3 separate regions of the Homo sapiens genome follow, and regions 1 and 3 are each linked to region 2. A link is a loop called in an ENCODE intact Hi-C map of the cell type or tissue named here. Cell type or tissue: Caco-2. All regions are shown on one strand. Links, peaks and the distances in the headings refer to the core of each region. The heading gives the core; the rest is flanking DNA.

Region 1 (11,149 bases), core at 1,645-9,644, 310 kb after region 2:
TCTTTTACAACAACTTTACAACAACTCTTTTACAACAACAATATTTTCTGAACAAATTAATGAATTAAAATACAATTTTCTGTGTTGGTTTGGTTATATATATAACAAGTATGGGATAGTTGTTATTGAGTAATATTATTTAATAGAATATTTTAGGAAGAATCATTGTTATATTTAGCATCGGGTGGTCATTTTGTGACTCGGAGGCATTTATCACTTTAATATTCATTTCCTCATATACAAATGATAGAACACATTTTATTAACATGCAAATGAATCTCTGATTTTTGAAAAAGTAATAATTTGACAATTTTTGAAATATTCTTCTTCAAACTATTGCTATTCCTTTCTTTTAACAGAACACATTTGGAGGATGATGGCCCTGAATTTAGAAACAAAAAATTACCCCATAGTGAGCACACCTCACAATTTTACTCCATGGTGGAACCTCACGCGTTCTGAGATTTCAGTTTGCTAATAATAAATATTTCATTTAAACCTTAAAAGTCCTGAAATGATCATTAATTTTACTATAAAATAAAACTAAACTCTTAGTCACTTAATACAATATTATATGGAAAAAAGTTTGTTTTTCTACATCATGTACAATGTAGGTTCTATTTATTACTTTCCCTTGTATAAAATGAATTTTATCACATTTCTTTTTCCTTAGGACACAAATAGAATCATTAACATACAATTGGAAATTTATTTCAAATATAATGCCATATCTACTACATTAACTGTAATTTTATTTTTTAAATTCTCTTCCTCTCTGTATCTTCCAATTTTTCATTCTCTTTCAGTTACAATTAGTTACTAGGAGATTGGCATTCCCGCTGTACTCAATTTTTAAAATAAAAAAATAACTTTGACTCTTCAAAGTTTTATGATGTGGGTTTAGATACAAAATTAATTATTTTGACTGTGTGTGAAAATATAACATTTATTTTTATGACAACAGTTGAAAAATCAATAGACAAAGTTAGCACTAAAAAATATGTTTAAATCAGTAACCCCACATATTGTTGTTGTTGTTTTCCCTAAAGGAAGCAGGACTATAAAACTTTAATCACAAAAGTATAAGTTAGTAGGTTTCAATTAATACCTAGCAAAAAGGTCATTGATTGTCTATTTCAAGAAGAAAATTTATAAAGGCAGAGCATTTTTTTAAACCATTTGTAAATAGTGTAAATATTTTTTTTTAATCAGCCCTGCAGGAATTGTAAGATGATTTTGAGATACACAAATTCACATAGACACACAAATATGAGTAAGCAATATTCTACAGTAGAGTACTATAAATAACTATTTTTTGTGCAACCAGGAATATTGAGAAATAAAAATTGGAAAATCTAACGTGGATTCCTTATGTATAACTTACAAGTTTGTTACTGAGGTGACAGTGTCATCTATACTCTCTATACTCAGTAAAGCAATTTAGATTTACTGTAATTTGTACAGCAATGTCAATTTATTTGTTTGATATTCAAATGTGATGCTATGCGCAGCTTGAAATACTATTTTTATATTTTCCCATCAGCCATTGTGGATGTGACTTCATATTCTTGTACATAAAATTTAATTCTCCACTATTTAGCTATAAATGAATAATTCATATAATTCAAATCTCTGCTTACAAAAAGTATAACCATATATGCATATAACTACATATATGTGGATATATATTAATAGAGAGAGAATAGATTTTTTCTAACACATGAAAACAAATGTGAATACAAGTCACCATTATTTTGACTTATATAATATGTAACTAAAACAGCATTAACATAAAATTATCCTCAGTATCTATAAATGATGAAGCAATAACCTCATTTTGCCCTTTGCAATGCCTTTTTACAAGTCTGAAACATCTGTGGATTCAACTGAGGAGCTAAGAAAGCTTTGAAAAACTCTGCTCTTATTAACACCCGAATTTTGACCTAGAGGTTCTCATCTGCTTTCTTTTCATAAATTCTGTACCACTTCCAGAGAATATTTCTTATATAATACTATCTTTTACATATCCTAATAAGAATAACACTAAAAAATTAGTCTCTTAAGTATTAAATAACATTCTTCCAAGATTGCTGCTAACGCTGCAATAATTGAAGCCATTAAAATAATAAGGTAGGAAAGTTGTTTTTAAAGTTAATTTCTAGCAATAAAATGTTATGTGTTTGTAAATTATTCTAGGATAAGAAATTTACATAAGGATAAATAAGTTCAAAGAAAAAATTCTAAAACGAAAATTATGAAATTAACATGTTTTCAAAAGCATTACTACTTATGTCTAATCATTATTTTCTATGGCTTTTTCTTCCACAAGTGGCTAAGGTCCCAAAATGGAAAGTCAGATAAAATGTGCAGTGATATGAAAAATTAAGTGTCAATTGTGCTTTTACAGATAAACTGAATCACTTTCTATCACTTATAATTTTAGGAAAAACTCAAATATAGTTCATCAATGAGTTCATCTTATTTTCACATGCTATCACATATCTTCTCTACTTTTTTAACCTTAATTTATTTAATTTGCTGTTTTGGATTTTTCATTAATTGTTAAAAATTTGATCTCAGTACACCAAAAGCAATTCCAATACTTTCTTCTCCTGACCTATCTTTTTACCTAATATTTATTTCCTTAAGTAGTATTGCAGTCTAAAATTTCCCTGAGGGCAGGATTCCGGTCAATCAATTTAGATGTTCAATGATTGATTTTTTAATGAATAAATATTTACATAGCTACTTAATATAACACACACATGTACAATATATTCAACTTAAGATCCTTTGCCACATATTTCCACTCTGACAAGCGGCTATTAAGAGGCATTACTAATCACCCAGTGGTTGCCTGGATATGGAGAGAACACTGTTAAAAAATATACTTTGAGACATCTTCCTTTTCAGTGTCTCTGCTTTTAGCTGCCTCAGTTAAATTTGCTGAAATATAAACAAGCTTTTCAAATATTTATTTGAAAACCATATAAAATTCAAGGGCATCCCAGTATGCTCACTGAAATCATTCTGAAGATAAAGTTCTCAGTCAGGTATTTTCTTTTTTCTTTTTTTTTTTTTTTTTTGAGATGAATCTCACTCTGTCACCCAGGAGGCAGTACAGTGGCACAATGATCACAGTTCAGTGCAGTCTCAACCTCCTCTTGGGCTCAAGTAATCCTCCCACCTCAGTCTACAAAGTAGCTGGGACTACAGCTGTGAACCAAAATGCCTGGCTAATTTTTGAATTTTTTGTAGAGACAGGGTCTCCCTGTATTTCCCAGTCTTGTCTGGAACTCATGGGCTCAAGATACCCACCTGCCTCAGCCTCCCAAAGTGCTGGGATTGCAGGTGTGAGTCACTATGCCTGACCTATTTTCTTAGATTCCATGGTAACTTCAAGTCTTGCTACTATGAAATAGTTTTCAATTCCAAATATGTATTTGTATATGCTATTTACACAGATAAGTTAATCTTTCTAACAGACAAAAGGCTTACCAAAATAAATTTTGACCACATTCATAGCTATCTCATACTCTCTCTTGACAAACGAACCCATATTTCTAAAAAATCTGCTGGATATTTCCAAATGGAACATGTGCAGGTATTTCAAGTTGTCCAATAAAAAATACATCCTGGTACTTCTAAAAACCAGTGTTTTTCTATTACCGTATTAACTTTACTTCATTTATTAAAACATGCTTTAGATTTTGCAAGAGTTTTATCAGGACAAAGGTCAATTTTTTAAAAGTCTTTTGGACATACTGGGCTTGAGTCTGATGGTCATATCTATGTAGAATGCACAGATATATGTTGAATCACATCAACTCATTGTCGGAAATAAAGATGGAACATAAGAATACTCCCCGACTCTTGATGTGGTAGATAATACTCATTTATAATGGTAAATTTTTAAAGCAATTATCGCAGAGTATTAAAAATGTCCTTTCATATTTAATAATGGATGGTATTGATACCATCTATTATTCCTTACTACAAAAAATACTATATCATCTAATTATCCTTCTTTCTTTCTCCTTTCCTTGTCTAGCCATCTGATTTACTGGCAGAGAATCTCCCATAGCAGCTTTCCAGGCCATGGGAACATAACTATGAGATCCACAGATTGCACCACATGTACTACCATCCAGAAGCTTCTTCCTGATAGACACCTGATAAGCACTATAAGAACCTCCTAAGGGCACAGCTAAGGTGCCAACTTGAAAATGAGGTTCTGAGGGAATCGGTTGCTATTCATTAGAATGTTTGCTATCTCCTATAGGAAAAGAACACATTCACCTCTTGCCTGGATTACTCGGCTGCAGAAATCTCACTAGCATTTACCCTCACTTTATTTGACTTCTGATCAAGGAAGTACCGAGGAATGACTCAGTAGGTCATTCGAGTACCAAAGTTATTTCTCCCTGCCCCATTGTGTAGTTCTACCTCGTTATTATGATCAGGTCTCATTATTTGTAAAAATTCTGGAAGTATTGTATATCTTTTCTGCCCCTACCAATGTACTCACATGAGTAGGCCTACGTGGCCAGGATGCAGATATAGTGTTATGTTTAATGGTATTCGTTAGTGTCTCTGTATAAAATGAGCCCTCTTCTGAGACCCAGTACCTTTATTCCCACAAAGTCTAAAGTGTAAAGGACAAAAGTATACATCCACCATTAGGTCTTTGGAAGTGCTTGTTAGCAGGGTCATTTCTACCTTCTACCTTGAAACTACCTCTAGTCCTTGGTTTTTGTACCCATGTATCTGCCTGTTAGGGCAACAGCATGAGATAATGATGCTTGGTGCATTCTATTTTCTAATGAAAAGCAACCTGTTCCCTCAGAACCTCATTTTCAAGTTGGCACCTTCAGGAGGTTATTATAGTTCTTATTAGGTGTTCTATGAGGAAGAAGTTTCTGGATGGTACTATATGTGGTACAATCTGTGGATCTCATAATTATGTGCCCATGGCCTTGGTCTGGTAAGCTGTTATGTGAGATTCTGCGCCAGTAAATCAGACACTTTGAAAATTCTCAGAAAATGTTGTTGGATGAGACACTATGACTGGAAAGGAGAAACTCTTACCCAAAAAAGTATGCCACCTGCTGTCAGGATGAAGCACTGCCTTTTCCATGAAAGATGGGGTCTGATGTAATTAACTTGCCATCTAGTGTATTTTATTTTACTTTTTTCTGTCCTCAAGGTAATGCATCATAGTTGGACCTAAGTGTTGTTCACTGAGAAGGCAGGTTGGACACTGCAGTGGCAGTGATTGGATGAGACTGGCTGAGAAGGAGCCTTCCTGTTGGGGGGCAAGCACTCTTTAAATAAGTTAATATTCAAGTAATAGGATCAGAAACTGGTTGGATAACATCTTTTAGGTGAGTTATCTTTCCATTTTTTTAAGCTTTTGTTTACTAAATGCTCTCTTGTGGGTATTAATGTATAATTAAAATATTCTCACACTTTGTGCCTAATGTAAGTCCAGTAACGTGTCTTTCCTTTGAGTCTCCTTAAATTTGTCCTTCTCGGCATTCTATATAATAAGCAAAGGCATTTACCACCGCCCACAAGTTCAAATATATCTCTACATTGGGTGATGTGTCTTTCCAAACAGAGTAGATGTCCAAGAACTGTGCCCAAAGCTCTGCCCAACAGGAAGATTGCTCATCACCACTGCCATTTAGGCCACCCGGTAAGTGAGGCTGTAATGATAACAATATATTTTCACCTTACACTCACAAACTTATCCAACCCATCCTTGAAACAAGCCTGGCCTTTTCTATCTCTGTCAGCTGTTCATAAGGAACTGTTTATAGAGGCATAGGTGTGAAAGTTACAAGGTATCGAGGGAATCTGAGCCAACTGTTCACGCAGCTTACTTTTACCCTCTCAATCTTCTCAAACCCAATCTTATATGTCCTGTATCCACTGTATAATGAATTGCTACTGGTGTCACCAACTGTTTGACATTTTAACTGTGTGGCATTTGCCAATCTGGACTCAGGATTGTCAGTTTTAACAGGATGAGATCTAAGTTCTGTGCCTGGTCTTCAAATCTGTCTGTCCTCTGGGTCTAGGAAATAATCTGTATCTGTAAAAACTGCCAAGGAGACTCACACTCTTTCCTTTCATTTCTGAGCAATCAATTTGAGCCTGACATGTTCCATTATTGGCCTATCAATGGTACTCGTCAACAAACACTTAATTCCTCAGTTCTTGCAGTTACTAGTTTCTCCACACGATTCAAAAGCTAGAAATGGTGCACCAGCTAGTATATCTCCTTCCTAGTCCACCACAGATTAAAGTCTTGACAATCACACTGCATAGCCTTCCAGAGACCAGCAAAATCTCACCTACCACTATAAGAAGAGCATGGATTTCAGTAATTTGACAAATTTAATTCGACTGTCTGTGAGGTGCCAAATCTTCCGTAAATTAATAAGATGAATTTTCTGTTTAGTGCTTGCTTTATTTTTAAGCTCTCAGAGAATCAGAAGAACACAGACATTCACTTGTCACTTGGGGCTGATAATCTCATTTGGATATATATGTTTTAATGTTCAGGCACAATGTTTTCAATGGTTATCAAGAACAAATTTGAACCTAAAACCTGTGTTCACATCATCATTCTCAACAAATATCAGCTTACTAACATGGGAAAAACAGAAACAAAAAGCCAGTTGGAAGTCTGAGATAAAACTTTATTTATATTTATTGAATAATGGCAGTAAAGTATCCTCAGACATAGAGGAATAAGTTCATGTAACTTGGGGACTTAAATGTTTCTGTATATAAATAGTTCCTGTTTCGTGGAAGTCAAATATATAGATTTAATATTTTGAATTTCTTGTATTTTTCACTCAACCTGACATACTATAACAGTTCATTTCTCATAAGAATAAATTTATAAAAATAAAACATTTATTATTACAATAAGGATTTTAAGTCTCGGAGATGTATTCTTGCTGGTACTTCAACATCAATGCAGTGTCACCACAGTGATGTACAATTCTGATAAATCATTTCAGAGATACCATTGTGATGATATATTATGACTCACACATACATTATCATGGTCATCATGATGCTTTATTAGTGTCATATGTCACCAAAATGATAGGGCTTTGATGATATAGAATTTCTCAGTAAAATAGTGATGACAAAAGTCATCTCTTTTGAAGAAATGCTTTGTAACTGCATTCCTGAAAGTTTATACATATGCCATCTACCTTTCTATACTATCTTGAAAAAAAAATACATTCAAAAATAGAAACAATGTGTGGTTCTTTTGATGCACAAAGCTGAATTTTGCAATGCGACATGCATGAGGCTTTCTTGTTATGACATTCTTCCACATTGATTAACTTGATTTTTTCCCATTCTAAATTGAAATATTTTTCTAATCTCCATATATCAGAAGGATGAAAGGAATCTATCACAGCCCATGTTACTATAAGGAAGAGATTCAAAATGCAGTAGCTTAAACAATACAGATATCCATTTCCTGTGTGGTAGTATAGAGATACCTGAATATTACGGGACAGCCATACGGTCCTACTCCTTTAGGTCATTTTGCATTCAGACTATTCTAACTTACTTCATTATCCTGTAGAGTATAGGCTTTATTTACATGGTTAAAACTGTCTCACCATGTATATGTACACTTTCCAGCACAATGGAAGGGGGAAAGAGACAGAGAGGGAGAGCAAATGAGCACTTTCCTTTGAAGACAGCAATGCAGAATTTCACAACACTAGCCTACATAGAGTAATATAATTCTATAGAACATAATACATTTCCTGCAATTTTTGTATTTCCATTACTCTATTAAATACTTCATGTATCATATTCCTTAGATAAATATATTTTATTAAAGTAAACTTATCAACAGCAAGTAGAATAATATATAAAACTCTAAGACTGATGTTTGTCACCCAGTTAGAAAATACCATGTTAATCTTAATGTTGCCCAACACCACCTTATCACATCCATAATTACATGATCTATTGTACAAATAAAACAACATATACAATCATAATTAAATAATTGACCATAGCAATAATATTGTTACAATAACCTGTGACAGTATTATTTCTTTCCTCTTCCACACTGCCATAAAACTTTTATTTATATAACTCTGTTATAATACTTAATCCACATCTTGTAAATGGTTATCCTATCTACCACTAGAATAAAAGTTTATTGAAAGTTTACATTTCGTTTTGATTTTTGCTATGACTTGCTCACAGTCCAGTGCCTGGCATAAGGAAGATTCTCTATACTTGTTTCAAAGGAGTAGTTTCCCTGATGTTGTCGATATTAACATTTAGAAAGAAAACTGTTAAATTATTATGTTACCTTAGCTATTTATGGACAACATCACTCATTTAAAATATATGCAAGCAGACTCCTTAACAGTAGTCAATTTTATATCATTTGTTTTCTTTTTAAAATGTATTTCCATTTCACTTATACCACAGAATTTGTTCTAGTTTATTATATTTTTGTGCTACAAAAACCTTTATTGATGACACTATACTTTTGGAATTAAAATAGGTATGTAGATAGATAAATAGATGGATAGATAGATAGGCATATAAATATATATACAGAGAGAGAAATTTATAACAATCTTATAATAAAAGATCTAAATAGTAAAAAAATCAGCTCTATTGAATTATTATATACATTATATTTATGTTATTAATACCTGAATACAAATAAAAGTATACTATGTGTCAATAATTATTAAACAATAAATACAATTTATTGGAACACAATCTTTCAATGAGATTAAGAGGGTCATTTTTCTAATTAGTTGATTATTACATTACTGTTAAAATTAGATAAGGTTCATAATCAAGTCTAATAGTGAGTTTCATTTTTATAAGTAGGTGGGGAATGTTAAAGAAAATATATTGGATTCTTTAAATTCCTCCCAGATTATAATTTAGACATAAAATAGTGATATATCATCAAAATGATATAATCATTGAAAAATCTATTAGCTTTTTCTTTTTTATTAGAGATAGAAAACTCCAAAATCAATTGACTGGCAGGGTGCAATGCTTTGTGCCTGTAATCCCAGTGCTTTAGGAGGCCAAGGTGAGAGGATGGCTTGAGTCCAGGGCCAGCCTGGGCAACATGGAGAAACCCCATCTCTACAATAAAAAAAAAAAATAATAATAATAATAATTTAGCCGGGCATAGTGGTGCACGCTTGTAGTTCCAGCTTCTCTGGAGGCCGAGATGGGAAGATCGCTTGAGGCTAGGAAGTCCTGGCTTCAGTGAGGTGTGATCGATTCTACCACTGCATGCCAGCCTGGGTGATGGGAGGAAGACCGTGTCTCAGAAAAAAATATCAATTGCCTAAAAAAGAACTGGGATGTACTTAGTAGAACTATGGCCTTTGTTAATTTCATGTTACAAAATGTTCCAGCAAGACTAGTAGTTATGCCTGTTATCATCATTTTTGTTTCAGTCCATGACAATTTCCTTGCCCACTTTTATCATAAAGAGCTGTAAATTTGTTTGTTTCAACCTATCTATTTCAACTTTTTTTTTTGGAGAAAACATGTCTGTCTTCCTTGGGTTTTACATATATTTTTGCACAACATTGTATGTGTGTATATTTATCTCATCCAGTCTAGTAATGGATATGTCTATCATATTAACTCATCAGCGTAATCAATGCCCAAACTTGTACCAATTGGTTAAATCTGATTTGCTTTCCATCGAACAGAAAGGGTCTTCATTTTTGAAGCAGATAAAGCTGTTTCTATACATGGAAATAAATATAAACACAATCAAAAACACATTTCAGTATATATATTTTAATTAGTATTATTAATAACATTCAAATCACAATTAACATGACCTAAGTCTAATATAGAAATAAGTTTTATAAAAGGACAAATCTATATGCTATGTCTTACTACTTAATTTTCAAAAAATACATAGCTAAAATTATAAGATACTTATGAAAAGATAATTGGCATAGAAAAGATGCTATCCCTTCAGGAAATGTGTTGGCATGAGTGTGCCTGGTATTCTGCTTGAAAAAAAAAACTAAGCTTCATATGTAAATATTTAGATATAACTCCATTAATTTTATTATACCTTAAGATCTATTTTTTCTATCTAGTTATGAAAGACAAAGATCTATATTATTTACAATAAATAGCTTTAGCAACTAGTATGTGAATTTAGAGATTTTTAAATTAGAAGATAGACTATAGTAAACAGAGATAAAACAAGAATGGAATAGGTTGTAATTATAAAAAATATGTTATAATTTGATTTGGTCATATAGTTTGTAAGTACCTTTGCAAATAAGAAATATGCTACACATGAAAGAAATTGTATAAAATAGTTAATTAGAGACATGTCTATATCCACATAACTTTTAAAAATATGATACTTTTGAAAACTTCATATGATTGTGTCAGTGTCACTAACCTGAATTGCTTTTGCTGCTTGAGATATGTTTCATTTCAGCAGTCTATGAGAAGAATATAGGTAAGAAAAATTTCTTATGTTTAAATTTGTGGAAAAAAATATTACTTTTTTGTTTTGTTTTTTGAGAGGGAGTTTCACTCTTTGTTGCCTGGAGTGCAGTGGCGTGATCTTGGCTCACAGCAACCTCCGCCTCCCAGGTTCAAGAGATTCTCCTGTCTCAGCCTCCCGAGTAGCTGGGATCACAGGTGCCCGCCACCATGCCTGGCTAATTTTTGTATTTTTAATATAAATATAATAGGGTTTATATATATATTTACATATATATAAATATAAAAATAATATAAATAGGGTTTCACCATATAGGCCAGGCTGATCTCAAACTCCTGTCCTTGGGTGATCCGCCGGCCTTGGCCTTCCAAAGTGCTGGGATTAGAGGCACAAGCCACGGCACCCAGCCAATATCACTTGTTTTTATCAATGCTTTCTTCGCTTTGTTCTCACAACATTCTCTAAGGGCCATATATTACTTGAAAATATTTAGAAAATTGAAGATGTAAAGTCTCTCCTTGCTTATATTCTGGAAATAGTCAATTTAACAATATTCTATCAGGCCAAAATACCCCGTTTCTAACACCATGCTTATGTAGAGAAAGACGGGTTGCCTCAATGTGGTTTGCTGTGCTT
Region 2 (11,149 bases), core at 1,019-9,018:
GAACTCAGGGATTTTAGAGGCATAAAGAAGGCCAATTTTAATATTGATGATTGCAAAGGGATAGACCCAATAAATGTTTTGGAACTAGAATTAGTATTGTATATATAGGTAGGGAAGGAAGAGAACCATTGAAAATGATAGGTGAAGAAAAGTATCTGGAATGACACTAAGATCATGTGATTGACTTGATCATGTGATTGACTTGATCATGTGATTATATTATTCAGCACCAGAGAAAAATTATAATAAGGAGCATTTCAGGTAGGAAGATAGAAACTACATTTTCAGGAAAAGATGATTATAGTATCAATGGACAAACAAGGAAATATGTACAACAAACAACTGGATACACGAAACTGAAACTCAAAAGAAATATAAGCAGTAGTAACATGATTTGGGACACTTGGTTGCAAAACAGTGGTACCCAGGTGGAAATTCTTTATGCTGTGGTTTTCTATAACAGCTGAGGAAACCAGTGCTTAAGAAACCCACTTTTTTTTTTTTTTATAACAAGCTGCAAGTAAATTTGCCTGACCATTTCCCTGGAGGGAGACATTATCTCTACTATACAAGACAGTAACCAAACATTCCATTTAGTTTGGAGGGAAATCCTATCCATATCTCTCAAGGTTGTTTACTATATCAACACTCTTGAAAAGACAGCCACAGGCTGGGTGCCGTGGCTCACGCCTGCAATCTCAGCACTTTGGGAGCCAGAGGCTGGCAGATCATGAGGTCAGGAGATCGAGACTATCCTGGCCAACATGGTGAAACCTCGTCTCTACTAAAAATACAAAAAATCAGCCGAGTGTGGTGGCATGTGCCTGTAGTCCCAGCTACTTGGGAGGCTAAGACACGAGAATCACTTGAATGCGGGAGGCGGAGGTTGCAGTGAGCCGAGATTGCACCATTGCACTCCAGCCTGGGCAACAGAGTGAGACTCCATCAAAAAAAAAAAAAAGAAAAAGAAAGAAGAAAGAAAGGAAGGAAGGAAGGAAGGAAGGAAGGAAGAAAGGAAGAAAAGGCAGACACAACAAATGGGCAGGTAGTGACTCTAGACACAGGACTTGCAGAAACTTGAGACATACATGGAGAATCACCCTCAAACATGCACAGGCAAGGATGTATTGTTACGCAATGTGAGAAAAAGAAATTATGTTTGGGAATGAGGAAATTTATTGAAGTGGCTCATATAACTAACTTCTGTGTAAAATAATGAAGGGCAAATATTAACATAAAAAAACTTCTCAATATTAGCAAGAAAGATACATATAGAGTTTGAAGAGGAAAGTTTAGATCACCTCCTTAGGTAAAAAACAATCCTGTTTTATGCCAACTGGCAAAGATAGCAGAGACTTGGTAGTGAAAGGAAGTTAAGATACTTAACCCCGGGCTTGAGACTGCGTACTAAAGCATGAACTATAGCAGCTCTTCATATCTTCTTACATTAACTGGTTTCTTCACTTATTTTCTTCTATCTACATTTGGTAGTGGCTAATATTGCAATTTTAATTCTGAGTATGTAAGTGAGTTGATGTTAATTATATGGCAGCTGATAGGAGTTTGTGTTTGTCTTGTATTAGCCATGAACATGAGTGTTCCTTTATCTTAATAAATGGAAAAAAATGAATTCTGAATGGCCAAAACGAGTGTATTGTTCAGGTTATTATTAGCTAGATTTACTCCTATTTATTCTCTACTCTCTTTTGTTCTGTCCTATATATTAGAAGCTGATCTTCACATAATAAATGAACCGGGCTCCCTTTCTATCAAGCTTCTAGTTGGCATTAGCCAAAGAGAAACATTTCAAGATATTCAAAAGCAGAAGGAAATATAAGTCAAGCTATGTCTTTCCTATTCCTCTCCCTGCTTTATTGCTGTGCCTCTGGCAGTGATTTTAAGTCTCCATAGACAGTTCCTGCAGTGTGGCCCCTCCTCTGCTGAGCTCTAGTGAATAAGAGTGGTATAATTTCTCCCCCTTTAGCTCTAGCAGTAGCAATGGTTTTCCATTGTTACCAGTCTCAGGGGGCCTCAACATTCATTGTTTGTTTCCTTAGGTCTATACACACCTTACTAAGAGATTCTTAGAAGTATATAGATGTCTATTAACAAAATAGGTCAAAAAATTATCATCATTTAAATCAGCTGAGGTACATCTGGTATCTCTGAATAAAATAGGGTACAAGTAGGGGTCACAGCTTGCCTAGAGAAAAAATATATTCTCCCTTCTACTTACAAAAAAGTACAAAATGATGTGTGCAAAAGTTGCTGGTATTGAAGATTTGTGAATGATTAACAGAGTTCACATTTGATGACTTCTAGCTTTTCAGTGATATAAAAATGGGTCAGCAGATAAGAGTGACTAAAATGAAAAAAAAAATAAACAGTGGCTTTAATCTGGATGGCTCAGCCTAATCATATGAGTCTTTAAAATAGAGAATCTTTCCAGCTATGCTAGAGAGAGATAGGCAACTATGGAGGAAGAGTCATAAAGATGTGGCATGACAAAGATTAGACCACTGTCTACATTAAAGATAGAAGAAGAAGGGCATGAATCATAGAATGAGGCAGCCTCTAGACCAACAGCTTAGACCAAGAAATAAATTGGGGGTCTTGGTTCCAGAACCGCAAGGAACCAAATAAGCAGAATGAAAGGCAGAATGGATTTTCCCCTAGAAACTTCAAAAAGAAACACAAAGTGCTGACACCTTGATTTTAGTCCGGTAAAACCTGCATCAGACTTTTACCTACAGGAAAAGTAAAGTAATCAATCTCATTACTTTAAGCCACAGAGTTTATGGCAATTTTTCACAGGAGTAATAGATAATTAATACGTCTTCCTGCAGCTTTCTCCATGGACTCATGGAATGCATTTTCCACCATTATGGCAGTCTGCACAGCATTGCTTCTGATCAATAAACTTATTTTACAGCCAAAGGAAAAAAAGTACAAGGATGGGATCATGTGCATAGAATTAATAGATTTGCTGTAACCGCCATACATGAGGGTCAATTAGACTAATGCAAAGATGGAATGGCTTATTAAAAATTTAGTCATGGCACCAGCTGAGAGATAAGACCTTGAAATAGTAGGATTCTTACAGGTGTATTACATGGTTTGAATTGAGATGATTACATGGGCATGTCTCACCTATAGTCAGGTAAACAAGTCTGGAAATCAAGAAATGGAAATGGTTTCTCTGTTGAACATAATAACCCCTTTGTAGGCTTTTTTAACTTTTTGTCCTGGTAACTATCTTGATTTGGTGCTCTTAGTTTCCAGTAACGGGAATTATTTCATTGGGGTTCCAAGAGGGTTGCATTAAACTTTATGAGACTGCCACTTGACCATTTGAGGATCCTTACGTTACTAAACAAACAGGCAAAAAGGGACTATTCTACTGGCTAGAATGATTGACTGCAATTACCAAAGGAAATTGAGTTTTTGCTAAAAAATCAAGTCAGGAAGAACAATATCAGGAACCCAGGGAATTCTATGGACTCCCCTTAGTGCTTCCATGACCAATAATTATAATTAATGGAAAGCTACAGCGTTCCAAATTCAGGATTATAAAGGACTCAATCTTTCGGTGAATGAATGTTTTCGTGGGCCAGCTGAGGCTCTGATGAAGACAAGGAAAATATGGAATAAATAAAGTAGAAAAAGCTCAGAAATAAAGATTAGTTTTGTTCATTTTCTCTTTTCTTGTTATGCATACCTATTATATATTAAATTATTTGTTTTATTCCATTTAACTTTATTCCACTGATTATTTTATAAAAGTTATTGGAGGTTAATTTTAAAATATTCACTGTGATGGACTAAATTTGAAGAGTAATTAATAGGTATAATCAAAGATAGATTCAATGAAAACTGGAACCACATTTTGGGGAAAGACGAGTGAGAACTTCTTCACCTGTATGAAAGATAGTAGCATTTATTAAGTAGAACGTAAATGGATGTAGAAAGATACATACAAGAGCTTAGCACACAAAACAGTGATCTGTGCCCATTTTCCATTTATTTCCTCTTATCTCCAAACCTACTATCCTGTGCCCTACTTGCACAATGCTACGTTTGTCAATAGAGGGTGCTGGAAAGACACTACAAGGCCAGAGTATTCTTGTGTCTTTTGTCCTATCACCTTGCTGTTGGCAGAAAAATATGCACAAGGTCCCATGGTACGTCACAGTGGTTAAAAAAAAAAAATCTACCCTTTGTGAGCCACTTCCAATGAGTTTCTGTGCCTACCATTGGAGCATTTATTGTGAACTTCTGGACCACACCGTCTATTAACTTTGCTCACCACTCAGATTGGGTGTTCCTGGTCAGCCATACCCTCTAAAATGAGATCTGGATCTCAGTGTTAGGAGTCTTTTCAGTTATTAGTTCCATCCATATTTACTTGTCCTTAGCCCTTGAGGCAGTAACTACTGTGTATATTTGCTATTTATCTGTCTCTAGAAGTCCTTTTACTGTTACACCCAAGTTATATGAAATTTTACACATTTAAATTACTAGTATCACTTTTTCTCTTGAATGGACCGTGACTGATACACATCTGGATTGGCTAAAAAAAACTTGGTGAGATATTCCAGAAGAGTTTTTTGAGAATAATTGATAATTTAAAATTCTCTAAGAAAGCCTGAGAATTATTGCAATAATTAATAATTTTAAACTCAATAACCAAGCTTAATAATATGTAAGTTACAGATAGCAATGTACATACAAAAACAGATATAGACTTGTAACACATATGTATATTACAAATCCTAACTTTTTTCTGTCATTTTCCTGAAAAAATTGAGAATTTGGAGAATTCACATGTCATTTTGCAGAAAAGCCAATATTTTGGAAATTATAAGAGGCATTATTGTATTTAACTATAATTCCTTTTTTTGTTTTGTTTTTGGATTTCAATTAATTCGAATATCCCTTGACTAAAATGAGAGTGTGTTGTGTATATTATCAAACTATGTTAAATCTAAAGATTAAAATACATAAAATGATAATGGTTTGTCAGAGATGACATGGCATTAAGACTTCAAGAAACAATATGCATAATCCATGGAGGTATCAAGGACAAAGTGATGTTACCTGTAAGGCCTGTCATGCTTTATTTGCACATTTCTTTCTTTTACAAGCTTTCTTTTTCTTTTCTTTTTTTTTTTTTTGTCTCATTAGGAATACATCTAAATACTAGTAGGACAAAAGCTTGATATTTTTCCATCTCTTCAGATAAAATAAGATGAGACAACATTAGAGATACCACACAAAGATCTGAGTCAATAATATGACAGTGTAAAATATCAAAAATAAGTCAGAATAAAAAGGAATCACTGAGAATTCATAGCATGTTACTGAATAGTTGGACCATCCATTAACATGGAAATGTGTTCCCTTCCCTAAAGGAGATTACGATCTAATTAGGGATACAAGACAGATCAGTAATCAACATAAATGTGTTGAGGTAAAAACAAGTTATGACAAGAGTTAGTTGAAGGGGACCTAGGGATTATGCTGGCAGCCTGAAGAAGGTGTAGAAAATGTTAAGAAGAAGAATGAATAGAATACTGTGGAATATATTTTCATAATTGATCAGCTGTGTATGTTTAACTGTCATTCACAGACATTCTGTATACCCAAAAACTCTGTTAAAACAACTTATAATAGATGTGGTTCAAGTGTAGATATTCCAAGTATTTATTCAAATTCTTTCTCCTTCCTAAACTTCATGTTACACGGCAAAATAATAAAAGAAAAACACAAGGATGAATGCTCACTGACATTTTCAGAGTTTTCACAAAGATGGATCTTGCAACACTATTACTTCATGTATTATGGAACTATCAATATTCCTTCATTCTGGCAAACATCTACTGCCTGATGAAATTCTTTCCAAAAAAAAAGTCATTATTCCCTCTCTGATAGATGACCATACCAGAAATTCTCCAGTTACAATTAATTGATTCTGTTGCATCAACAACACATAGACATCTTGCTTAAAGAAATTGTCTCATCTTAGGTCAATATATTCTGAAACTTACATCTTAATTTATTTAAAGCCTTCATTTTATTATTTATTCTGAAAAACTCCATCTCATATGTCATGCTCCTAACAGCTTGGGTTTACTACTCCTGTGGAGTTATAACCACAAGCATTACTTTCTAATAGTCCCAAACCCCAAAATATTAATTATTCAACACATTTTATAATATGAACAATTAGCAATGAACGTAAGTTCAATTTGTTATCTAGTACTAACCAAAGATGTATTATAATTATTATTAAAAATACACAAATCATTATGTCATAGAAATTATTAGCTAATTATGAGATCCTTCTCTTCCTGGGCACAGAGTATGTCTATATTTCCCAGCCTTTCTTGTGTGTTATAGTCAACGGGATCGGGGTAAAAGTCACGTCTGCCACTGATTGAAATGGATCCTAAAAGTTTCCCATGTGTGCTCCCCCAATCCCTTGTTAGCTTTTCTCAGTGACTGAGATGGAAATAAATTCCAGGACAATCTTGGAAGCAATATACTGAAGATGATCAATCAACCTATGTCCTGAATGGCTGCATAAAGTCCCTGTCCCCCAATACCCCACTTTCCAAGATCACACACATATTTTTAGCCTACATTTTACAAAATTTAATATCATTTCAGCAATCTTTACTTATTGCTAAACATATAGACATACACTCACACATTCACTTTCAACTTCAATATTTTGATACATTTTGTCTCACATAAAATAGAAACAAATTCTAACTTAGCTGGATCTCAGTTTGATCGGAATGGATCTTATACTTCATCTATGTATCATTGAAAGTCATTTTTTCCTTCAGAACTGGCTAATTGCATTACATTTCAGATCTCTTTTGCCAATTGAACCTTATTATTTCTTTCCTTTTCTTTTTTATTTTTTTAAAGGTTGTTTAGAGCAACATCGTCCTTTAGAAACAGCAGGATGTCCTAGGCACATCCTCTTCTCTGCCCCAAAATTCAGAACTTCCTACTTCCCAGAAGGCCCTGGGTTTCTCTAATGAGGAATGAAGTACAGACACTAATTATGAGGACAGGAAACAGTAGTCAAAGGGAAGGTCTTCAGCTTATACCATTCCAGGTACTACCAGTTAAACAGTTGGCATTCAGAGAAAATGTTCCCATATGGCAAAATGTATTCTGATTTACTTTTGTCCATATGATGCAATACTTTCAGCCAGAAAGAATTCTTCCAGCTCTTACATTATTGATGATCAAGTTTTTTCACTAACCTCAGTTTCATTAAGATTTTCTTTTATATATCAGGTTTTTGGTTTATAGAAAAACAAATACTTGCATTTATGAATGTTTTGATTTGGATAACACTTCCAAAGTACTAAAAAATGTTATGTTATATACAGATACTGAGACCTAGAAAAGGAAGTAATAATTTAAGCAGTCAGTATTTGAATTTAGATCAGCAGATGCCAAATTCGATCTGGTTTCCATCCTTTGTTCTTTCTTACATTGGCTAATTCACATTAGAACGGTGCTCCTCATTTGTATTTATAGAGGTGCATCTGTTCTTCACTGATGCAGCTTTACCCTTGTAAAATCTCCAGAGTACGTGTCTTTGTATGTCATTGTGGCTGAGACTGCTAGATTTTCACCAGCAATTCATGCAGTAATGAATCTTTCATGAGCATTAGTTTGCATTTCCCAGTCTGTCTTACAGTTAGGTGTAAACGAATACTGAATTCTACCAAAGGAATGTGAGGAGAGTGGTGTGCGTTTTCCAGGCCAAGGCTTTTAAGGGGCAGGTATAACAGCTTCACACATTCTGTTCCTTTCCACGGACTTCATACTGATAGTAGCAAAGCTCTACAGGATTATAGACACTCAAGATGAAATCATCTCTTGTCTTTGCATCACTGTTTAGAGGAGAACAAAATTTTCAACCAAGTTTATCTCTTTAAGACTGACAAGTCACATATTGTAGATGTTATATAATCCTGAACATATTTGCCATAATTTCTCTGAATATTTAGAGCATTCTAATAAAGTTTTCTATTTTCTAGTTTACATTACCAGTTTTCTTAAGCTTAAGATTGCCCTTCTACCTATTTTGTATAATTTTTATCACCTATTTATTTAAGATCTATCTCTTTACCACTGTCTTCTTAGCTTTCAGTCTCACCTCTCTTTTATAAGACATACCACATACATCACAACATACTATTGCCATTATTGTTTTCAATAATAATGACAAATAATGATTACTTTAACAAACATAAAACTATCCCAAATGACTATTATATATACCAGAAACAGTAGAGAATATAATTGTTTCACAAATATTTTGTTAATGTGACTGCAATGTCAACTATGTAGCTAAGAAAAAAAGAATACAGATATTCAAATAGAATATTTCAAAGTACATATTCTACTTCTTCAACATGTGATGCAAAACTTCATAAATTCCAGATATAGTACATTCATTCAACAGTAGCAATATCTACCCTAAATCCAGATTAATGTCACAATCCATCTGGACATAATATTGTCCAAATGTATTTACACCAATTAATTATATAATTTTAAAATCTAAATCCAAAATCTTACAGGCCAATTGAGTTCAATGTCCTAATTTCTCATATATGAAATATTTTATATCTATTTTTCTCAATTGCATTCCATGGTGACTGCACTCCACGTCAACATAGAAAAAACAAAGATATGGCAATCAAATTGTAACCCCTTTGAAGAGGGGTTAGATTATTTTTTATCTATGGCAGTTCATAACAGTCTAACTAACCACAGATACATTTATTCATGTCTGTATAATAAATGAGTAAAGGCAAAGATTATTTCAAAATGTTTTAATTTACATATTAAATTTCTCCCATTTGTTGGTTAATTTATTCTAGGTTGCACTGAACTGATGCATTCTAAGTTGCATTGTTGTACCATAATTTACTTGTTGATGCTATGCACAACATTTATTTATCAGTTTTTAGAGCCACAATATTTTTTATCTCTTGCGATCTTTCCTTCTTTCTCTCTCTCTTTCTTTCTTTCTTTCTTTCTTTCTTTCTTTCTTTCTTTCTTTCTTTCTTTCTCTTTTTTTTTCTTTTTTTTTTTGAGCTGGAGTCTTGCTCTGTCGTCCAGCTGGAGTGCAGTGGCGCGATCTGGGCTCACTGCAACCTCCACTTCCCAGTTCAAGCAATTTTCCTGCCTCAGACTCCTGAGTAGCTGGGATTACAAGAGTCCGCCCTCCTCCCTCCCTGGGGCTAATATTTTTCTTTTTTTAGTAGAGACGGGGTTTCATCATTTTGTTCAGGTTGGTCTCGAACTCCTTACCTCAAGTGATCCACCCACCTCGGCCTCCCAAAGTGCTGGAATTACAGGAGTGAACTACCGTGCCCGACCTGATTTTCTTTTAAGACAAATTTACGGACTCACTTGGAATTACAACACTAATCTGCAAGCACTATTGATAATAGCAGAATGTTAGATATAATTACGTTTTTCCCTATTCAATGAGTTATTCAGCCCCTGTGAATTTAAACTCTCATAATAATAATGAAGTTATGCCTAATTCATAAAATGTAATTTCTGTTTCGCAAAACAAGTAGTATTGAATTATTCTTTATATGATTATAAGAACAGAAAAATATTTCTCTAAATAACTATTTTGATCGTTAGATTATTTAACAGCTGCTTCTTGCTCTCCAGTCCTTTTATGTGAGGACTCACTCCACCCACTTCATTTTATAGTTTCCATACTATGCCTGTCCTTGAATTATCTGATTATATATTTGACAAGCATGCTTTGTCAACCTGAGTTTATCGTTGTATTAGATTCCCCACTATGCTACTCCATGAAATAAACTAGATTTCCCTAAACATGTAACAAGGTCTGTATTTATACTTTAATCCATCTTGTGTGAATATTGTAAACTATCTAAATTCCCTTTGTGAAATGCCCTTCCCTGATACATCTTCCTTATTTCATTCTAAATTGCATGAATTAAACAGGAATTTTATTTTTTCTTAATTTAAGCACCAAGTCTCCTTGAAATCTGTAATCCCTTTCAAAAATGTACCCTGACACTATGATTGCAGTTTTCCTGGCACAAAATATCACAAGGCAAGAGTTTATTTCAACCACATATTGCTCAACTCATGCATACCTGTGTGCATTCAAATAATGATCCTGACTTTTGGTCAATTTTATGCTATTCTCATACTGTTTTTTTTAAGTACTTTCATTCACAAATACTTAATGGAATTTCTATTAACTAAATAATAATATGCACATGAGCTCCAAGTTATTGGGAACCTACATGCACACATTTTGCATATATAATAATTAATTCTCACACAACTCTGAAAGGCAGGTGGTATGCACATTTTCTACTTAAGGAAACTTAGTCTTCAAGAGCTGAAATATTCAACCCACCATGACATACATAATGAATGGGAGAGCCAGGGCTGAAACCCATGTTTGTTTGACTCCAAAGGTCATTTCCAGCCCTAAGCATTTTTACTCTTAGTTACAGACAGAAAAACTTGTAACTGCATTTAGTTTGATGTAGTATTTTGCCTACTTTTTATTAATGTACTGTATGTATCATTAGCAACTAAATACTAATTGGCAATGTTTAAGCCGACACATGCTGATGTACTCCGAAATGTTTGGAAATGAGGTGCTCTGATACTCAACGCTTTATTCCCATAAAATTTTTTTCCAAGTACAAGGTCGTTCAGACACTATTCATTTTACAAGAAGCAAATTTAAAGAGGCAATTTGCATATTTTCTGATTTACCTTAGAGTTAGAAGCTCCCTACTGTTAGTCATTTAGAAAGTAGTTGTACCTCTTTGAAATTGTACTTTTCTTCATAATACTTTCTGGTATACACTTCCTGGTATATCATTAAAGATAAATTGCCTTGTCATTACACATTTCAGGGGATATAATAAAGATCTGTAATAGGGGGCATGCGCTGGCACAGATTCAGAAAAAGACAATGATGTTACACTCTAAAAAGAGTTCATACTTGCCTCCACTGACGAAAGTAAGTTAAAGTTTTCAATTAATTTAATTAAGAATTTTAATTTGAAATAGTTATCTTCTTTCATATACATCATCAAGACTG
Region 3 (11,149 bases), core at 1,881-9,880, 360 kb after region 2:
GAAAAACTAGCACTGCTGATGTACTGTGCTGTGCTGGACTCCCCGGACCAGGGTAGATTTTGCACCCTTCCATCCCTGGGGCCTCGTTGCCACTGCACTCCTCCCTACCTGTCTGGGGTGCATGATATCCCTCCATCCCTGGCATGAGTAGCTGCTGTACCCCACCCCTATGGTCTTGGGTCAATGCATGCCCTTCCCTTTCTGGAGCCTGAGTTGTGATGGAGCCTGTAGTCCCAGGACGGGAGTCCTCACTGTGTTACGCTGCCCCATCCAGGGAGGCCTGAGCTGCTGCAGCATCAGCATTCCCAGGAACCGATATAATTGCTGCACTGCACCCTGCTACTCAGGTCTGTAGTGCCCCACTTACCCAAGGACCAGAATTGCTGCTGAGCTGTGCCCCACCCTCCAGGGCCTGCATTGCAGTTTCACCCTTACTCCTGAAACTGAGCTGCTACAAAGTCACATTAATCTTGGAGCCACACCCCTCAGAGGCAGAGTCACAACTGTGCCCTGCTATTACTGGGGGCTTAATCATGCTGTACCTCACACCCTGGAAACTGAGCCACAGCTGTGCCTCAACATTCCTAGGGCCTTACTGCCACTTTATTCTCCCACTGTGGCCTAAGCTACTGTGGTGTCTGGTATCCCAGGAAATGAAATCACCACTGTGCAGGGCCCTGCCTACTGGGGCTCCAATTACCACTGTGTCACAATCCCAGGGCTGCGCTGCTGTGGAGCCGTATCAACCCTAAGGCCCAAGTCACTTTGATAGCCCACCAACCTTGGGGCCTCAAGGCTGAGGCATCATACCCACCAGAGTCTGAATGACCAGAGTGCTGCAGCACCACAGGGATCGAAGTGCTGCCTCCTGCCCTTCAGGGCCTCAGTCACAGGTACACTTATACATCCCTGGGAACTAAGTTGCCCCTGCTGTCTTCCTCTGAAGGCTGAACCACCAAACTATCCCTTAACCCTAGGGCCATGCCACTGCTGTATCCTGCTCCCTGAAGTCTGACCACAGCTATACCTTTTTGGACTCTAACCAGTGGGTCTGAGCCACCAGGGTATGCCTCAGAGTCTCAGACCATGAATTCATGGATGACCTGTACATGTCCATGTGTCAATGAGTATGCCCACATCCCAGGACTCAGGTGCTACAGTAGTCTAAAAAGGGTGACTACTTCATCAAATGAACAGATACAAAGCAACAAGAAACAAAAAAATCAAGAAATTATGACATTACCAAAGTAACACAATAATTATCTAGTACTTAACTCCTCAAAATGCGTATCTACAAATTGCCTAAAAAGAAATTCAAAATAATTATTTTGAAAAAGTCGCTTAGATACAAGAGCACACAAATAAACTAAATGAAATCAGAAACACACTACATGAATAAAATGGGAAGTTTAACAAAGAGATAGAAGTTATAAATAAGAACCCAATGGGAATCCTAGAGCTGAAGAATATAATCAGTAAAATGAAAAAAAAAATGCAATAGAGATCTTCAACAGTAGACTTGATCAAGCAGAAGGAAAATAATTGCAAACTCAACAAGTTTTGAAATTACCCACTCAGAAGAAAAAAGAGAAAACAAATGAAGAAAGCCTATAGGACTTATGGGACACCATTAAGTGAACCCATTATGCATTATGGAAGTTCCAAAAGGAGAATGACATGAGAAAGAAGTAGAAAGTATGTATCAAAAAATAATGGCTGAAAACTTCCCAAATCTTAGGAGACATATGAAGTACAAATATTTCTAAACAACTTCAATCCAAAGATTTCTGTCCTGAGGCACATTATAATCAAACTGTCTAATATCAAGAAAATGAGACAAGAGAAAATCAATATTTTACATACTTGGGAATCTCCATAAAGCAGTCAGTAGATTTCAAAGGAGAAACTTGCAGGCTCAGAGCAAATGGAATGATACAGTACTCCCCGCTTATCTGCAGGGAATATGTTCTAAGACCCTTCAGTGAATACCTAAAGCTCCAGATAGTATGAAACTGTATATATACTATCTTTTGTCCATACATCCATACTTATAATAAAGTTTAACTTATAAATTAGGCACAGCAAGAGATTAACAATAATAAAATAGAAACAATATAATAATATACTGTAATAAAAGTTACATAAATGTGGTCCCTCTCTCTCAAAATATCCTTTTATTCTGCTAACACATTTAAGGCCCTTTTCATCTGAACAAGTAAGCACTTGTTTGCTGTGGCTGCAACTTTGCAGTTTCAGGTGGGAAAACAAAACTAGCACAATAGATTTTCCTTCTTCAAAATTTGACAGATAGAACATTGATTTTTTTAATCATAGATTTTTGCAACTTCCAACATAACATTGTTATTATTTTTTTACTAAGTGGAGAACTTTCATCTTTTCACTTAACAGCATTTTATGGCTTCTCTTTGGCATACCCAACTTCTAGCATTACCACTATTGCACTTTTAGGCCATTGTTAAGTAGAATTAGTGTTACTCAAATACAAGCACTGCAATATTGTGACAGTCTGTCTTGATAACTGAGATGGCTACAAAGTGACTGAAAGATGGGTAGTGTATAGAGGATGGATCCACTGAACAAAGTGATGATCGCATTCAAGGTGGAACAGAGCAAGCTTTTATCACATTACTCAGAATGGTGTGCGATTTAAAATTTATGAATTGTTTATTTCTGGAATTTTCCATTTAATATTTTCTGACTACAGTTGACTACAGATAACTGAAACCACAAAAAGTGAAACCACAGATAAGGAGGGACTAATGTATATACAAAGTCTTGAAAGAAAAAAAAAGTATATGTCAAATAAGAATACTTTACCTGACAAAGTAGTCCTTTAAAAACAAAAGAGAAATACAGTCCTAGACAACAATAACAACACAAAATAAAAAAAGATAAAGGAGTTATTCAGTACTAGACTTGCCTTACAAGAAATATTAAAGGGAGTTCTTCAAGTTGAAATGAAATAATGTGAATTACTAACTTGAAAAATGTGACAGTATGAAATTCACTAGTAGAGGAAAATATACTCCTAAGTTTAGAATAATATTGTAATAGTGATGTGCAAATCATTTTAAACTACAGAATAAAGACTAAAAGACAAACGCATTACTAGTAACAAAAGATATAACATTTCCTTAGTGGGTACATAATATAAAAATATTTTAAGTTGTTACATCAAAAAAATATTTTAAGTTTAATGTAATAACGTAAAGGAAGAAAGGAAGGAACACTTGAAGTATAGAATTTTAGTATAAAATCAAAGTTGCTATTCAGGTGAAATACACTGTTATATTTACATCATATGTTATGTAATCATCATCATAACTAATATGATTTGGCTCTGTGTTCCCACCCAAATCTATCTTGTAGCTCCCCTAATTCCCATGTGTTGTGGGAGGTACCTGGTGAAAAATGATTGAATCATGGGGGCAGGTTTTTCCCATGTTGTTCTCATTATAGTGAATGGGGCTCATGAGATCTGATGGCTTTAAAAACAGGAGTTTCTCTGCACATGGTCTCTCTCTTTGCCTGCTGCCATCTATGTAAGATGTGACTTGCTCCTCCTTGTCTTCCACCATGATTGTGAGGCCTCCCCAGCCATGTGGAACTGTAAATCCAGTAAACCTCTTTCTTTTGTAAATTGACCAGTCTCATTTATGTCTTTAACAGTAGCCTGAAAAATGGACTAATACAATAATAGAGAAAGTAATCAAAGCATATCAGTCAGAAAAAGAAGAGAAAAGAAGAAAGTGTCTACAAAACAAACAGAAAACAATAAACAAAATGGCACTATTAATCCTTTCTCATCAATAATTACGTTGAATGTAAATTGATTAAATTATCTACTCAAATGTGATAGAATGGCTGAATAAATAAAAACCATGATCTAACAATATCTTGCCTACAAGATACTCACTTCTTCAGGATAAACCATGTATTAGGACACCAAACATGTCTTACAATTTAAGAAGATTGAAATCATACCAAGTACCAAGTATCTTTTCTGACCACAGTGGTATGAAATTAGAAATCAATGATAGAAGGAATACTATGAAATGAACAACTATGTAGAAATTAAACAACATGTTTCTGAATTGTCAATGGGTCAAAAATCAAAAAAGAAGCTCGAAATATCTGAAGACAACTGAAAATAGAAACACAGCATTTTAAATCCTATGGGATACAGCAAAAGCAGTTCTAAGAGGGAATTTTGTGGTGCTAAATGTCTGCATTAAAAAAGAAGAGAGATCTGAAATAAACAACATAATATTACATCCCAAGAAGCTAAAAAAAAAACAAATTAAACTCAAAGTTATGAGAATGAAGATAATGATAAAGATTAGGGTAGAAATAAATCAAATAGAGAATAGAAAAACTGCGAAAAAAACAACAAAACTCAATTATTTTTAAGACCAAACAAATGTGACAAACCCTTATCTAGATTGAGAGAAAAAAATATTAAATAAATAAAGTCATAAATGAAAGAAGGCACATTATAATGGAAGCCTCAGAAATAAAAAAGAACATAAGGGACTAATATAAACAATTATATCCCAACAAACTGAATAAACTAGAAGAAATGGATAAATTTCTGGAAACATACAACTGAACAAGATTAAAACATGGAAAAGTAGAAAGCCTGAAAAGACAACAAATAAAGATTGTGAAATAGTTATTAAAAACCTCCCAACAACATTTTAAAAATCTAGTATCAGATGACTTCACAGGTGAGTTCTACCAAACATTTAGAAGATGAGTACTAGTCCTGCTTAAACTCTTCCAAATATATAGCAGAGAAACAATCACTTCTAAACTCATGTTATGAAGCAAGTATCAACTTGATATCAAAGCTAAACAAACACACCACAGAGGAAAAAGATTACAGCCCAATATCTCTGAAAAAAAGATTTACAAAAACCTTCAATTAAATTCTAGCAAACTGATTCAACAAAACATTAGTGATTATATATTATGACCAATTGAAATTTATTCCTGTAATGCAAGGTTGTATTAACATGTAAATCAATCAATGTGATACTCTACATTAACAGAATAAAAGATACAAATCACATGATCATCTTAAGAGATACAAAAAAATCATTTGACAAATGTCAACATGCTTTTATGTTAAAAACTCTAAGCAATTTCAGTATAGAAGTAAATTTTCTCAACCATGATAAATGACATTTATAAAAATATCACAGCTTTTTACTCCCACAAAGGTAAAACTAAACACCTTTTTTCTGACATTTAGTAGTACAAGGCAAAGATGCCCATTCTCACCAGTTCTATTCAGCATAGTACTGGAGGTAATAGCAAGCACAATCAGAGAAAAAAAAAAAAAGAAAGCGAGAGAGAAAGATAGAAGAAAGAAAAAGAAAGAAAGAAAGAAAGAAAGGAAAGAAAGAAAGAGAGATCAGACAAAATGTAAAGGAAGAAATAGAATTATTTCTATTTGCAAATGGCATGATTTTACACGTAGAAAACCCTAAAGAATCCACAAAAACATTTATAATTAGTAAATGATTTCAGTAAAGTTGCAGTATGCAAAATCAACATACAAAAATCAGTTGCATTTATTGTTATACCAATAACGGAAAAAATACATCACCGTAATATACTGAAAAGAAATCAACCAACAATGCTACTTATAATGTCATCAAAAGACTAAAATTCTTAAAAAAGAATTTATCCAAAAGGTAAAATGTCTGTACATTGAAAAATATAAAATACCAGTGAAAGTAATTGAAATGGACACAAATAAATGAGAAGATTCCTATGTTTGTGGATTGAAATAATTGTTAAAATATCTATATTACCCAAAGCAATATACAGATTCAATGGAATCCCAATCAAAATTCTAATGACCTTGTTCAGTGAAATAGACAAAATTCTAAAATTTGTATAAAACCTCAAGAGATTTCAAATAGCCAGAGAGCAAACTTGAAAAAGAGAAATAGTTGGAGGCGTCAGACTTCCTAATTTTAAATGGTATTATAAAGCTGTAATAATCAAAACAGTATAATAATGGCATAAAAACAAACACATAGACTGATGGAACAGAATAGAGAGCCCCAAAATAAATCCATGCATGTACAGTCAACTAATTTTTGAGAAGGACACCAAGAAGACACATGGGGAAAGGATAATCTTTTTCAATAAATGATATTAGTATACTGGATATCCACATGCAAAAGAATAAAGTTGGATCTTTAATGCCACAAATGTCAACTCAAAATAAATTGAAGACCTACACATAAGGCCTGAAACCATATAATTTCTAGAAGTAAACATCAGAGAAAATTTTCTTGACATTGGCTTTGTCAATGATGTTTTGGATGTGATAACAAAAGCTCAGATAACAGAAGAAAAAAATAAACAAATGGAATTACATCAAACTACAAAGCTCCCCACAAGAAAGTAAACAAACAACAGAGTGAAAATGAAGTTTATGTATTGGGAGAAAATATTTGCTAACCATATGTCTGATAAGTGGTTAATATTCAAAATATATAAAGAAGTTGTACAACTCAATAGCAGTTAATTGATTAATTAATTAAACAAAAAACTCATTTTAAAAATGTGCAAAGGACTTGAATAGACATCCCCTGAAAGAAGACATATAATTACCAATACGTACATGGAAAGGTTCTCTAAATCATTGGAGAAATACAAGTCAAAACTGCAATGATATATCACCACACATCTGTTAGGATGGCTATTACTTCAAAAACAAGAAATATCAATTTTTGAGAGTCAGCAGAAAAGAAAACCCTCGAACATTTTTAGTAGGTATGTAAATTGGTACAACTATTATGAAAACAGTATGGAGGTTCCACCAAAACAACTAAAAATGAAGCTATCAGGTGACCCAGCAACCCCTCTGGAAATAAAAATTTTGCTCAAAATAAATAAAAATCAGCACCTCATAGGGGTATCTGCCCTCTCATGGTCATTATTGTATTGCAGTTGCAAAGATAGAGAAACAACATAAATAGTCATCGATGGATGAATGGTTGAAGAAATGTGGTATATACCTACAAGGAAATATTATTCAGCCTAAAAGAAAAAAAAGAGGAGACTCTACCATTTGCAACAACATGGGTGAACTTATGTTCAGTGAAATAAGCCAGATAGAAAAAAAAATTACTGCATGTTCTCATACATATATGAAATTTAAATAGTAAGTCAAATACATAGAAACAAGAGGATAGAATAGTGGTTACTATAGATGGGGTGGGGAGAGAAAAGAAATGGTGAGATGCAAGTCAAAGAGTAAAAAGTTGCAAGTTATGTAGGGAGAATAATTCTTAGAGCTCTAATGTACAGCACAAGAACTATAGTTAGTAATATTATACTGTAATTGGAAATTTGTTAAGAAAGTAGATTTAGGTGCTCTTATGATTTAAAAAAATGGGTAATTATGTAAGATGATAGATACGTCAATTTGCTTGACTATAGGAACTAATTCACTATGTATATTAAAACATCATGTTGTATACTTTAGTATATACTATAAAATAAATAAATTTTTACAAAACAATCAAATGAGGATTATTGAAGTGCAGACATATCAAAAAAGAATGAAATAGAAGCCAAATAAGGTAATTTCTTGTAAAGATTTATAATTTAGGTTTGCACTACTTTTCACAAGGATATTGAAGCCTACGATATTTAAGATGATAAAAACATTTTATAGGTCTGGAAAAATCATCATTTAAAAATAACTAAATATTTGATATTAGTACAAGAAACAGCTTTCACAACTCATCAAAGAGCTTGGAACTACAAGGTAACAAAATTGCATGGTACCATAAAATATTTAAAATTCATCTCATTTGTCAGCTACTTTTGCTTTTAATAATTAATTTGAAATTCACCATTTAAGTTTAGTGGGTATTTTATACAGACATCTCCATAAAGCACTTTGAGACTCTATCTTCCCAGAAATGTGGATGAAAATTTAAGCGTTATTTTTATTTTTATTACAACTTCTAAAATAGCATAAAATAATATACTGAACACACATGCACACATAAACCCTATATTAAAATTGTAATATATTATGCATCTTTAAGATCTTTTTAAATGAATTAAATATTGCAGATAACATTTCAGCTCCATTATATCTCTACCAGACACCATTATCTAATTGTTCTACTTCTCACTAGAAGTTACTGCCCAAGGTTTAGAGAGTTATTATAGTTCCATAGTTAAAAATAGTTTTTATGTGTTCATTTTTAAATTTATATAAATGTATTATAGGCCCTCCACCATTCAATGTCTTTTTGTTAACATTCAATATAGTGTTTTAAGATAGTTTTACATTGAATTACATAGATTTGCTTAGTTTATTCTAAAGTATGATGTACAGTATTTTAATGTATGAGAAGTCACACTTTATATATCCATGTTCCTACTTGTAGGCAATAAGCTTTTGCCACTCTTGTGTTTTCATTAAGTCATTCTATAGTGTATGGCCAAATGCATGTATATTCAAGAGCTAACTGGCCGGGTGTGGTGGCTCACAACTGTAATCCCAACACTTTGGGAGGCTGAGACGGGTGGATCACCTGAGGTCAGGAGTTTGAGACCAGCCTGGCTGGCATGGTGAAACCCCATCTCTACTAAACATACAAAAATTAGCTGGCCGTGGTGGCAGGCACCTATAATCCCAGCTACTAGGGAGACTGAGGCAGGAGACTTGAATGAACCCGGAGATGGATGTTGCAGTGAGCCGAGATCACACCATTGCACTCCAGCCTGGGCAAAAAGAGCAAGACTCCCTTTCAAAAAAAAAAAAAAAAAAAAAGCTAACAGCTAACTTGGGGTATGCCTTACATTTACTAAATATTTTCCAATTTTTCCCAAGCATTTTTACTACTTGACACATCTACCATCATTATATAAGGTTTCATGTAGGCAATAGTGCATATATTAAAACTACATTTTTGCCAATATCATGACTGTGAAATTATATCTTTCAAAATTTATTTAATCGAACTAGCTTAAATTTATTTCTCCATAAACCTGCTTATTTTTAAAAGTCACTCTTCTATGCATTGTCTTTCTGGTAATTTTTACATAGGATCAGTTGGTGGCTATCCATGTATTCACTATTATTGATTGGAATGTGGATTGCATTTTTTTATTATTATATGTTCAGTTCTGAAATACATGTGCAAAACGTGCAGGTTTGTTACATAAGTATACACGTGCCATGGTGGTTTGCTGCACCCATCAACCCATCATCCACATTAGGCATTTCTCCTAATACTCCCTCTCCTATCCCCCCACCCCCACAAAAGGCCCCATTGTGTGATGTTCCCCTCCCTGTGTCCATGTGTTCTCATTTTTCAACTCCCACTTACGAGCGAGAACATGTGGTGGTGGTTTTCTGTTCCTGTGTTAGTTTGCTGAGAATGATGATTTTCAGCTTCATCCATGTCCCTGCAAAGGACATAAACTCATCTTTTTTTATGGCTGCATAGTATTCCATGGTGTATATATGCCACATTTTCTTTATCCAGTCTATCACTGGTGGAAATTTGGGTTGGTTCCAAGTTTTTGCTATTGTGAATAGTGCTGCAATAAATATACATGTGCATGTGTCTTTATAGTAGAATGATTTATAATCCTTTGGGTATATACCCAGAAATGGGATTTCTGAGTCAAATGATATTTCTGATTCTAGGTCCTTGAGGAATCACCACACTGTCTTCCACAATGGTTTAACTAAATTACACTCCCACCAACAGTGTAAAAGCATTCCTATTTCTCCACATCTTCTCTGAATTGTTTCCTGAATTTTTAATGATCGCCATTCTAACTGGCATGAGATGGTATCTCACTGTGGTTTTGATCTGCATTTCTCTAATGACCATTGATGATGAACTTTTTTTTCATATGTTTGTTGGCCACATAAATGTCTTCTTTTGAGAAGTGTCTGTTCATATCCTTTGCTCACTTTTTAATGGGGTTGTCAGTTTTATTCTTGTAAATTTGTTTAAGTTCCTTGTAGATCCTGGATATTAGCCCATTGTCAGATGGATAGATTGCAAAAATTTTCTCCCACTCTGTAGGTTGTCTGTTCACTCTGATGATAGTTTCTTTTGCTGTGCAGAAGCTCTTTAGTTTAATTAGATCCCATTTGTCAATTTTGGCTTGTATTGCCATTGCTTTTGATGTTTTAGTTATAAAGTCTTTGCCCATGCCTGTGTCCTGAATGGTATTGCCTAGGTTTTCTTCTAGAGTTTTTATAGTTTTAGGTCTTACGTTTAAGTCTTTAATCCATCTTGAGTTAATTTTTTTTGTCAGGTGTAAGGAAGAGGTCCAGTTCCATTTTGTGCATATGGCTAGCCAGTTTTCACACCGTTTATTAAATAGGGAATCCTTTTGCCATTGCTTGTTTTTGTCAGGTTTGTCAAAGATCAGATAGTTGTAGATGTGTGGCATTATTTCTGAGGCCTCTTTTCTATTCCATTGGTCTACGTATGTTTTGGTACCAGTACGATGCTATTTTGGTTACTGTAGCCTTGTAGTATAGTTTGAAGTTAGGTAGCATGATGCCTCCAGCTTTCTTTTTGCTTAGGATCATCTTGGCTTTATGGGCTTTTTTTTGGTTCCATAAGAAATTTATAGTATTTTTTTCTAATTTTGTGAAGAAAGTCAATGGTAGCTTGATGGGGACAGCATTGAATCTATAAATTACTTCGTCTCTTCCTATTTGAATACACTTTTTTTTTGTCTTGTCTGAGTGCCCTGACCAGAACTTCCAATACTGTGTTTAATAGGAGTGGTGAGAGAGGGCATCCTTGTCTTGTGCCAGTTTTCAAAGGGAATGCTTTCAGCTTTTTCCCATTAAGTATGATATTGGCTGTGGGTTTGTCATAAATAGCTCTTATTATTTTGAGATATGTTCCATCAATACCTAGTTTATTGAGAGTTTTTAGCATGAAAGGGTGTTGAATTTTATCAAGGGCCTTTTCTGCATCTATTTAGATAATCATGTGGTTTTTGTAATTGGTCCTGTTTATGTGATAGATTACGTTTACTGATTTGTACATGTTGAACCAACCTTTCATCCCAGGGATGAAGCCGACTTGATTGTGGTGGATAAGCTTTTGGA

The links. Hi-C counts contacts between places; a loop is a spot of excess contacts. Peaks named below come from ENCODE experiments on the same cell type or tissue, not always from the same donor. Only the 100,000 strongest peaks of a DNase experiment are listed, where the experiment ranks them.
Region 1: a loop joins it to region 2, with 21 times the contacts of the local background. A loop is called at or near these places in 9 of 110 quality-filtered maps.
Region 3: it touches region 2 in a loop (28-fold over the local background); 3 of 110 quality-filtered maps call a loop at or near these places.

What each region holds. Positions count from the first base shown.
Region 1 is chr4:32,457,116-32,468,264 of GRCh38, reverse strand. All of the region lies in intron 2 of LOC107986223 (a long non-coding RNA gene), which reads left to right. Among named protein-coding and RNA genes, the nearest start is that of LINC02353, 110 kb to the right of the region's middle. RefSeq lists an enhancer at 9,846-10,015. In Caco-2, for the core only: a CTCF peak has its summit at 5,127 (motif pointing left); no DNase peak of the experiment used is centred there.
Region 2 is chr4:32,768,196-32,779,344 of GRCh38, reverse strand. No RefSeq gene overlaps it. Among named protein-coding and RNA genes, the nearest start is that of LINC02353, 420 kb to the right of the region's middle. In Caco-2, for the core only: no CTCF peak of the experiment used is centred there; a DNase peak (open chromatin) is centred at 4,104.
Region 3 is chr4:32,413,126-32,424,274 of GRCh38, reverse strand. No RefSeq gene overlaps it. Among named protein-coding and RNA genes, the nearest start is that of LINC02353, 68 kb to the right of the region's middle. In Caco-2, for the core only: no CTCF peak of the experiment used is centred there; no DNase peak of the experiment used is centred there.